Linked DNA regions of Homo sapiens: region 2 is linked to region 1. A link is an interaction called in ENCODE POLR2A ChIA-PET data of the cell type or tissue named here. Cell type or tissue: OCI-LY7. All regions are shown on one strand. Links, peaks and the distances in the headings refer to the core of each region. The heading gives the core; the rest is flanking DNA.

The links. Peaks named below come from ENCODE experiments on the same cell type or tissue, not always from the same donor. Only the 100,000 strongest peaks of a DNase experiment are listed, where the experiment ranks them.
Region 2: POLR2A ChIA-PET joins it to region 1 with 5 read pairs; 3 of 35 experiments call an interaction of 5 or more read pairs at or near these places.

The regions. Positions count from the first base shown.
Region 1 is chr1:226,758,296-226,763,674 of GRCh38, forward strand. No RefSeq gene overlaps it. Among named protein-coding and RNA genes, the nearest start is that of ITPKB, 22 kb to the left of the region's middle. In OCI-LY7, for the core only: a CTCF peak has its summit at 4,859 (motif pointing right); no DNase peak of the experiment used is centred there; H3K27ac peaks cover 543 bases.
Region 2 is chr1:226,684,359-226,689,737 of GRCh38, forward strand. All of the region lies in intron 2 of ITPKB (inositol-trisphosphate 3-kinase B), which reads right to left. Among named protein-coding and RNA genes, the nearest start is that of ITPKB-IT1, 12 kb to the left of the region's middle. RefSeq lists enhancers at 672-1,173, 4,240-4,739 and a silencer at 3,328-3,377. In OCI-LY7, for the core only: CTCF peaks have their summits at 3,337 (motif pointing left) and 3,540; DNase peaks (open chromatin) are centred at 2,633, 3,313 and 4,283; H3K4me3 peaks cover 2,376 bases; H3K27ac peaks cover 4,053 bases.

The sequences.
Region 1 (5,379 bases), core at 129-5,128:
TAGTAAAAGATGAAATAAGCCAGGCATGGTGGCATGCACCTATAGTCCCAGCTACTCAGGAGGCTGAGGTAGGAGGATTGCTTGAGCTCAGAAGTTTGAGACCAGCCTAGCCAACATAGCAAAACCCTGCATCAAAAAAAAAAATGGAATAGGCCGGGTTGCGGTGGCTCACACCTATAATATCAGCACTTTGGGAGGCCAAGGCAGGTGGATCACTTGAGGTCAGGAGCTCAAGACCAACCTGGCCAACATGGTGAAACCCTGTCTCTACCAAAAATACAAAAATTAGCTGGGTGTGGTGTCACATGCCTGTAAGTCCCAGCTACTCCAGAGGCTGAGGCAGAATTGCTTGAACCCGGGAGGTGAAGTTTGCAGTGAGCAGAGGTTGCGCTACTGCACTCCAGCCTGGGTGACAGAGCAAGACTCCGGCTCAAAAAAAAAAAAAAACACAAAACAGTAATCATTAAACAACCACCTAAACATATGCATTTCTCACTGGGATCAAACAACTCACCTATAAAATGAGGGCATTAGAAAGGTGATTATGAAAGTCCTTTTACCATAACTATCTGTGACTCCTTCACTGCTAGCAGAGAAAATAGTCCCCCTTTTCTCCTTTGATTATAAACAATAAATACAATCAATTCATGTTTTCTAAATGCCTATAATGAGCAATTAAAGATTACTTGAAAGAATAGCTTGATTTCATGAAGTACTTATGTTGTTGCTTAAATAATTGTTATTGATAATATTTAGTTTGATGAAGTGTTCCTTTGTTTAGAAAAATTGTACTCTGGCCAGGCGTGGTGGCTCATGCCTGTAATATCAGCACTTTGGGAGGCCGAGGAGGGTGGATCACCTGAGGTCTGGAGTTCGAGACCAACCTGGCCAACATGGTGAAACCCCATCTCTACTAAAAATACAAAAAATTAGCCGGGCGTGGTGGTGGGCGCCTATAATCCCAGCTACCTCGGAGGCTGAGGCAGGAGAATCGCTTGAACCCAGGGGGCAGAGATTGCAGTGAGCTGAGATTGCACCATTGCACTCCAGCCTGGGCAATAAGAGCGAAATTCCATCTCAAAAAAAAAAAAAAAAAAAAAGAAAGAAAGAAGAAAAAGAAAAATTGTATTCTTTCACATATACAGAGCCAAATATTCCTCGAAATGGATGAAAAGTCAACAAAGAGTGCTATAGTTCAAGGGACAGCTACATAAACCACTCGTCTACCCACCCATCCATCCATCCATCTGTTCATTCTTAAAAGACATATTTATTGAGCTCCTAATATGTGTTAAATTGTGGCAAGTTAAGATGTTACGAGACAGCAATATTCTCAATGTTGGATGGTATAAAAGCATAAGGACTTTGAAGTCAGGGATGCCTGGTTTCAAATCCTGGCTCAGCTGTAGTTTTGGCTTCTGTGTAACTTTGGGCAAAGCACTTAACTTCTCTCATCCTTAGATTGCTCATCCGCACAACGGAGACAATAATACCCACTTTGATGTGTTGTTGTAAGGATCGGAAACAACACATATGAAGCCCATGTAGCCCTATGCTTGGCTTGGAGTAAACTCTCAATAAATGATGTCTCTCAGGGTCACCTCTCTGGGACAGCTCTTCACGCCTTTGAACTCTTTGAACCCCAATGCCCAGCATCCTGCTATGGCTGCACCACTCCCGCAGAGCCCCCGTCTGCTCATTGCTATCATCATCAGGGGTATAGTCAGGGACACCTTGGGCAGCTCCCTGCAGCAAAAGGAGCCAGGTAGAAGAACCAGTGTGGGTGGGCTGGGAGCTGGAGGAAGAGATGGAAGAGTCCAGAACCTGCTCTTTCTCACAACCCACGTCATCTTCATGGACCCACAGGCATCTGTCACCACAGCCCTGATCCATGCTCATCGGTTATCCTGGGGCCACCTTTGAAAAGCGTTCATATTTATTATACACTAGGATGCAGGTCATTGTAGTAGTTCAGATCATTAACTTTGGTATGAAGCATTCATTCAACAAATATTTATTTAAATGAATGTCAGGCATGTGCCAGGCCTGTATCTCAGCATCTAGGAATATATCCGTGAACAAAATAGATTTAAATTCTGTGTTTTTTTAAAAAGACACTATATTGCCCAGGCTGGTCTCAAACTCCCGGGCTCAAGGGATCCTCACCCATCAGCCTCTCGAGTAGCTGAGATTATAGGTGTATACCACTGTGCCCAGCTCAAAATCTGTCCACTTGAAGTTTACATTCTAGATGGGGAAGAGTGTAGTAAATAATAAACATAATTTGAAGCTCAGTGATTTCAGGGATACAAAAAAAGAATAAGTATAATAAATACGTAAATTATATAGTATGTTAGAAAGTGATAAGAGATGTTGATGTAGAAAAAGAAAAGCAATGGTAATTCCCTGTACAGGGAGATTAAGGGCAGGTTAGGAAAAAGCTTATAATTTGTAATAGTGTGGTCAGTGCACGTCTCCACAACATTTGATTCATAGTTGTTCTACTTCATAGCTCTATGACATTGGGCAATTTACTCAATCTTTTTTTTTTTTGAGATGAAGTTTCACTCTTGTTGCTCAGGCTGGAGTGCAACGGTGTGATCTCGGCTCACTGCAACCTCCACCTCCCGGGTTCAAGCAATTCTCCTGCCTCAGCTTCCCTAGTAGCTGGGATTACAGGCATGCGCCACCATGCCCAGCTAGCTAGTTTTGTATTTTTAGTAGAGACGGGGTTTCTCCCTGTTGGTCAGGCTGGCCTCGAACTCCCGATTTCAGGTGATCCACCCGCCTCGGCCTCCCAAAGTGCTGGAATTACAGGCGTGAGCCACCGTGCCTAGCCTACTTAATCTCTTAAAGTCTCAGTTCCTCATCTGTAAACATGGAGAGAATGGTAGTACTTATGGGGTAGGATTGTTGTGATGATTAAATGATGTAATATGTAACAGCTTTAGCATCTAGAGAGCACACATTACCTTTTAATTCTCTTTGAATATATTTAATATATTCTGCTTTAATATGTTGCAGAAAACTTTAATATATTGCTTAAAGCTTAAAAACAAAGCAAGGCAAGAAGAAAACCAATAATCCTGCTACACAGAGGTAACACTTAATATTGTCATAGAGACTTCCAGTCTTCTTTTCTCTGCATAAATCTACACACTTAGCAAAAAATTGAACTATACACACCGTCTTCTACACTGATTCATTTTGCTGAGTAATATTCTGAAATGAATACCACAGCATTTAAAAATGATTAAGAGAGTGGATTTACAACTAGAACACAAGGTTAAGCAATTCACTGTTCCACCTTTAAAGGAAAAGTATTCTTGAGAAAGTGCCTCCCAGTACTGACAAATTACTTTTTATTATGAGGTTACTTAGATGTGTACAAACACAAAATGCATGTGTGTAAGCTCCTCATTATTAAAAACAAATTTTGGAATAAAATCTCCCCTTTTCTCACTGGCTCTTACTCTGTAGACAAGAAGCTTTCAAACCTTTTTAATCTGATGGCCAGAAAGAGATCCATTTTACATTATTTTTCAGTATATCCTCAGGTCTACCATGAAGTATCTATAGAGATAGATATGACATAGATACTCTATAGATTCTATCTATGCATAGACAGGATCATAAATTCGAATCAATTCTTCATGGAACTTACTCTTATTAAGTGTGAGGCACTCAGATACTTTCTTTTCATTCCTTTAGATTTTTTTTTTCATAATGCTGGTCGGATCCACTAAAGTTGTTTTCACCACCCTCTAATGAGAAGTTATAATCTTTAGAAAATCTTGTACCTCTGGAGGCAGAAACTGCGCCTTTTTTGTCTCTATATCCTTAGCACAGAGGCTAATGTTAAAGTTTATTGAAAGAAGGAAGGAATGAATGAAACTCAGTTATATTATTTTCATTTTTAGAAATTGATCAGAACAATAGAATTCAGAGAGGTTAATTGACTTACTCAAGATCACACAGCCACAACATATTCGAACTCAGGTCTGCCTGGAACTAAAGTCTATACTCATTCCAATGTGGTAGGTGGAGTTCACAAGAAACAGAACGTAAGACAAGGTCTGCAGCACTTCATTTATGAACAAGGTATGCTGGAGAGAAACGGGTGTGGGAGGGAAGATAGGACAAGGGAAGGATGTGAGGGAAAGGCTGTCGTCTTAGCTGGAGACTGGTTTCTTCAGCCGAGTCCCATGGGGCCGAGTCCCTTCAGCCGAGTCCCAGAACATGACGACACCACAGGGTTTGTCCCACCTCGAGGCAAGAAGGGAGCCAAGTCGGTACCTCTATGTGTCAGTGAGTCATTGGCTATGGGCTGCAGACATTTTCCATTATTTTTCGGAATATCCCTAGGTGGGGCAGGGAGAGTACCCTCCCATGTGAAGCAGCTACCATTTGGCCAAGGGCAATTCTCTGGAGAAGAGAGGCAGCTGTGAACAGTAGCAGCCAATGGTCATGGCCATTGGAGATGAGTCCACGCTGTGGGAAGGGATATGGGTGGGACATCAACAAAATCTATTGCTTTCACATTGCATCCCCAGCCACTGACTGAATGAATCAATGAATATACGTGTTTACTCAGTAATAGAAGTGGTAATATGTGTTTCAGGGGATCATTATGAACAGGAAATGAGATAATGGGTATAACTTGTTTATTTTAGTGCCCAGCGCATTCTAAGCACATAATTAAAAAATTATTATCAGCTACAGTAAAAATTAGTATTAATTTAGCAGTAATTATCCATTCATGCTATTAGCGATTATAATTTTATTTTTGTGACAATTGGCAATAAACCTTATTCTGAAGTCTCAGCTAGTTGACTGAAGAAAGATGAAAATTTGTAAAACACAAATTCCTGTCTGCCTGAGGGGGGCAGTCCTTTCTGGCTCAGACCTGCATGCGGCAATTCAGTCACTAAAGCCCCTTGGAATCCAAGGCAAGTCCACTTCAACCTAAATTCTCCAATGTTCTTTCTTTTTTTCTTTTTTTGAGACAGGATCTCACTCTGTCATCTAGGCTGGAGTACAGTGGTGCAATCATGGCTCACTGCAACCTTGAACTCCTAGCTCAAGTGCTCTTCCTGTCTCAGCCTCCTGAATGGCTCAGATTATAGGCATGTATCACCACACCCAGCTAATTTTTTTTTTTTTTTTGAGATGGAGTCCCGCTCTGTCACCTGGCTGGAGTGCAGTGGCATGATCTCGGCTCACTGCAACCTCTGCCTCCTGGGTTCAAGTGATTCTCCTGCCTCAGCCTCCACTGCACTCCAGCCTGGCAAGAGAGCAAGACTCCGTCTCAAAAATAAATAAATAAATTGTAGAGACAAGGTCTCACTCTGTTGCCCAGGCTAGAATCAAACTCCTGGC
Region 2 (5,379 bases), core at 295-5,294, 74 kb before region 1:
GAGCAGAGCAGTCAACCTGTGCACCCCACCATCCTCCCTCGAAAGCCTGCATGGAAGGCCTGCATTTGGATTCACAGAGCAGCCATTCTTTCAATGAGCATAGCAGAGCAGGATAGAGCAACACTTTTTTTTTCTTTAACCAGGGAAGGGGACCCACAGAGGCAGTACATACAAACCTGAAATCAGACTTGTTCTAGAACTGGGGTCTCTTAAAAGCCCTTCTTCTCAGGCACAGGGTCCTTTCCACAATAGAGAACACTGGTGAACCAGCTCTGGGAAAGGTCAGCTACCGAAATGCAGATGATTGCATGCAAAGATCTCAGGCCTTGTGCTTTTCAAATGATATCCTCATATGTTCTTTCATTTGCTCTGCATGGAGACTCCAGAAGGTTAAGCAGTCACTCATATATAACTTACAGGTAACAAAACCCAAGTACAGAGGGCCCCAAAGACGTCCCTAGAGGCACACAGGTGGGACCAGAGTCCAGATCTGCCAAGGCCACTGAGCTGCTCTGCCCATCATGGAGGGCCCCTGCCTGCCTCCAGCGCTCCACCGTTCACACCCCTGGGTCAACATTCCCAGGGTGGCAGATGCTGAACCCACAATCAGCCAACTCACAGGTCCTACATGGGGAGAGTGGAATGGGGTCAGGAAAAACCATTGCTTTCCTTTTCCCTTTGAATGCCTGAGTAGACATTTAAGCCAAGCTGGGGAATGAAGGAGTTGGCCTCTGCCCCAAGAGGGAAACAGCCCTTCAACGGGAACAACACAGTAAGAGATTCATCCAAGAGTCCCTGTCTTCAGAGCTACCTCCCTACACCTCCATCTGCGGACGCCCCTTTCAAAACTCAACCTGTCCTCTTGCCATCCACAGGATGTTTTAATTTCCTTAGAATGTGGCACTTCAAAATTCAGCTCGTGCTGAGCTCAGTGTTCAGCACCCTGGCTCCACGCATGCCCGCTCTGCCCCACCCCTGCCCCTAAGTCCTGGCGACATTGACCCACTCACCATTTCCCGGTCCCGCCACATTCTCTCGGGTTTCCTGGCCATTGCTCACGTGGACCTTCAACTTGGAATCATCTTTCCCTCCCTGTCCAGCCACTGAAGTCCAACTCAACAGTAAAGATGTTATTGACTGTCCCCTCTCCCACAGAGCCTCCACAGATGAGCTCTGGGCCTCCCAGCAGGCTCCAGGGCAGTAGCTGTTCTTCCCTGTCTGCACCCACACGGCATGACCCTGCCCTCACAGGCCTCCCTGCAGCCTCTACCCAACGACTCTGTGATCTGACTGCATGTCTCTGTGACCAGTGACACCTCCACGTCCTCAAGGGCAGGCACCAGGGCTTGCTGGGCTGGAATGTTCAGCATGTAACAGGTGTTTAGTTCATTGTTTATAAAATGGACACATGAGTTAACTAATTAAAAGCTCCACAACATTGTACAAGGAAAAAAAATTCCACTTTCTCATCCATGAAGCTCTGGAGCTGGGGAAATGAAGCGGCTGGCTGCTGGGTGCCGCGGTGAGCTGTGGGGCAGCACGAGGAAGGTTCTGAGCCAATGAATGTGATGCAAGACAAGAAACTGAGGATGGGGGAGGAAACGAGAAAGAGTGAGGGAGAAGAGGAGGGGGATGATGAAGATTCCAACCTGAGACATTATTGCAGAAAGCAACCCCAGGTTAACAAGGCAAGTTGCTAAAGGAAAGGGAATGGCAGATAAAGCGACCCCCCGCCCTAAAAGGCTTACCAGGGCACTTCAGCAGAACCCAAGGGAAAGCCATGTGGGCCAGCAGGCTTCCGAACCAGTTCTGTCTGCTCTAATGAGGCCATGGGGGTGGATGGGCAGGGGGCAAATCACAGAAGCATCTGCTCTTGAATCAACAGTGAGGCTCTGGCTGGCTGAAGAATGTCTCCAACTCCCTAGTCACCCAGTGGGCCTAATTTCATTCCTGGACATGTCTAGTATAGATTGAAAGGGAAGCCATAGTCAGTTTCAAAAAGAAGTGGAAAAGTTCCCTGGGGTTCACTGAGATACCATTATTAGATTGGGGTTCCCAGGAGCATTTCTTGTTAAGTGTCAAGTCCAGAGTTTGACCTTTGGGGAAATGGGGGAAATTCAAAAGGATCAAAGCCCCCAAACTCCCTTTAGCTCAGTGGGAAAAACCCAAAGCTCCTGCCCTGCCTCTGTGCATCCTCTGGGGCCCTGAAACTGCGTCAGCGTGCGGTGTAACGTGCCCTCCATCCCAGCACAGACATAACACAACGTAAAACTCATTAAAGACCAGAGGACTCTGTACCTATCTGGCACTAAAAGGAGATCTCCTGCCACATGTCTCCCATCTGGATTCTTTCATGAAAGATCATGTGTAGCTGTGCACAATGTCGAAAAAGGACATCCCAAAGGGTTTAGGTGTGTGTCCGTTTTTCCTAAGGCTTGTCCTGGGGTGCCAAGTGTGCACATGCCACTGTGCCCTGGGGGCCACATATGGCTGACTTATCTGGCAATGGGAGGGGACAGAGCAGAACTGGAGGTAGAGAAAAACGTGCAGGGAGAGTGAGTTATTGCCAAGAGGATTTGACTGTGCTGTGACAACAGAAGTCCCCTGGGTCTTCAAGCCTCAGGCTGGGATGCTATAATCTGGAACCTCCAGGGAGTAACATCACCAGGTGCTGGCAGGGACTAACGTCCTGCCTCACTGATGTGGCACAAGTCATTTGCTGCCTTGGGTCTCTAGTACTGTATATTTGTAGTCAGTGAGCAAAAAGGAATATTTAAAAAAGGAATCTTTCTATAGCGTCATTTACACTTGGGCCAAAATAAGATCAGAGTGGAACAAAATAAAATCTGGTCAAGAAGAGAAGGCAGAAATAGTGCAGAATGCTGCCAAATATTTCCACCATGAGATATAGAACCGTAAGTTATTCATAAGAGAGCTCTTCAGAGTCATGAGTCTATGGCTTCCATCCTCGGGATGAAAACAAAAATCTCACCCACTGTCCACAGTGAAACAACCAAAAGTGGGCCTTAAAGGGGAACACTAGGGTTTGGAGTCTTCTGTGCCATCTGCCCTCCCACATCACACCCTGATCCCTTGTTTCCAGCCTCCAGCTCAGAGGCCAACATAGGAACAGCCTCTACCCTCTGTCCCTGGAACAGCTTTTTCCACTGAGACCAAGGGTGCTGCCCGCTGTAAAGGAACATGAATGAGCTCAGAAACCACATCTGCTTTTGCACTTGTCAACTTGAGGCTGGCAAAACTGAGGGGTTCCATGAAACTGCAGCCCCAGCAGTTCCAGCACTGTAGGGAGCACTTACCTAGAGACACAGTGCCCTCCTGCCCTCCTGTGGCCTTGCTTGGCACAGAGGGGCCACACAGATACCAACTGTGGGAAGGATCTCTAGCTGGGCAGCATCGCCATTGCTCCTCATTGTCCAGGGGCCTTTTGTGTGTGGCTCTCTACTCAAGACCATAGGGATGGAGGTAAAAAGATTAAAAAGATACTGCTTCCGAGTTTCCTCAAGGAGCTCACCAACTTCCCCAGGTGTCTGGGGAGGAGGAAAGAGCAGCTCCTACAACCTCAAGAGTCTTTGCCAGGACCAGCCAAGGGAGTGTCTGTAACAACTATTTTTAAAAAGAAACCAGGATAAAGCTCCCAATTGCCCTACGTTTTCCTTAGGAGAAATACACCCAAAGTAGAAGCCATACCAAGTCTCAGGCCCAAGCCTCTGGCAAGAAAAAACAAATGGGCTTAGCACTTCTGATAGGGTTCACACTTCTGATAGGGTTCAGCAATGATTAAGCCCCTATGAAATGGCAAATAGTGACATTATCATACAAGAGATCCCTGCAGCCCTGGAGGGTTCCAGAAAAGAGCATAGCCTTTTAAACTGCAGCTGCCTATATATGGCAGGTACCATGCTGGCACTGGAAATGCAAAGACGAATTAGACAACATCCCTTGGGGAGCTGTTTTGCAGAGCTGTTCCGGGAAACTCAGAATGTAACCACCCCCACTCCTGACCGCCCCCCATCAGGATTGTCTCGTGTGTTCAGGGTCCCACAGAACCCAAGCCAAGAGTCACCCCCACTCTGTATCTTTGGCATTAGATAGTAATGAGGGCCAAGAGGAGAGGACAGAAAAGGAGGTCTTCCATCTGCAAAGCAACTCTTGACAGCAGCAGCCCAGCTGCTCGGGGCCACTGCCCAAAATGCTAATGAAGCCAGTCACAATTAGCAGGCTACTCAGGGGCTGCCCAGACCACAGAGCTGCTGCCACAGTCAGCTGTGCCAGAGCAGCCTGCCGGGTCCCAGGCAGAGCTTTTATGCTAGCACTTTCTCCTTCCCCTTTCACCTGGCATTTGGAATCCACCAACAATCTTTGTACCCTTCTCTCTGCCTGACCCACAAAACCACCCAAGGACGCTGGTATGACTCTCACTGATAAAGTCAAAGACAGATGGGTAGGGATAGGGATGGGAATTGGGAGAAGGGTCCAGAAAAAATGATTTGGACTCTTTTTGCTCCCATTACCAACCACTCCATTTTCCCCCCCAACAAACAAGTGCTTCCCCACTTTACTGACATCTGGATTCCACTGGCTAGTTCCACTAGCTTGGGAGCAAGTTTGCTCTCCGACCTCTTTAGAGTATTCAGCAGATGGTGATCAACACAGCCCTCTCCAAGGAGAGACGTTTAGCTTTATGAAAATTCCTAAAGAAAGCCACTGGGATATGTTTTCGTGCCAAGACATCTGACAACTGGCCTATTTTTAAAGTTCCAACCAATAATCTCTCAAAAGCACTCTACCCACAGACAAAGGGGCAATGACGAAAAAAGTAATGAGGCCAGTATTATGTTTTTGTTTTTCAAACAATCCAGAATTTACCCATCCAAATAAATAATATTCTCTTCAAAGCCTACCCCCTTAGAAAGCTCTGTGCTGATTCCACTGGGGCTGTGTTTTCTCAGAACATTTTTGGAAAGTCCTATTGTGGAGCAGCCTTTGTTTCCCAGAGAGTGTCCAGGATAAAGTTAATAAGCATCCAACCAGCAGCCGCTGCTGCGGGCCAGGTACTGTGGTAGGCCCAGGGAAGGGGAATCCTATAGGTAAATACAACAAGGTGTCTCCCTGGCAAGATGCTCACTATCCGGGTGGAGAAAGGAGGAGAAGGTTTTTGTGGGTTTTTTTCCTTTGTCGGAAGGTTTTATTTGTGTGTGTGTGTGTGTGTGTGTGTGTGTGTGTGTGTGTGTGTGCATGCATATGTGTTTGTGTACTTTTAAGTTCAGAGGTACATGTACAGGTCACATAGGTAAACTTTTGTCATGGGGGTTTGTTTTACAGATTATTTCATCACCCATGTATTAAGCCTAGTACCCA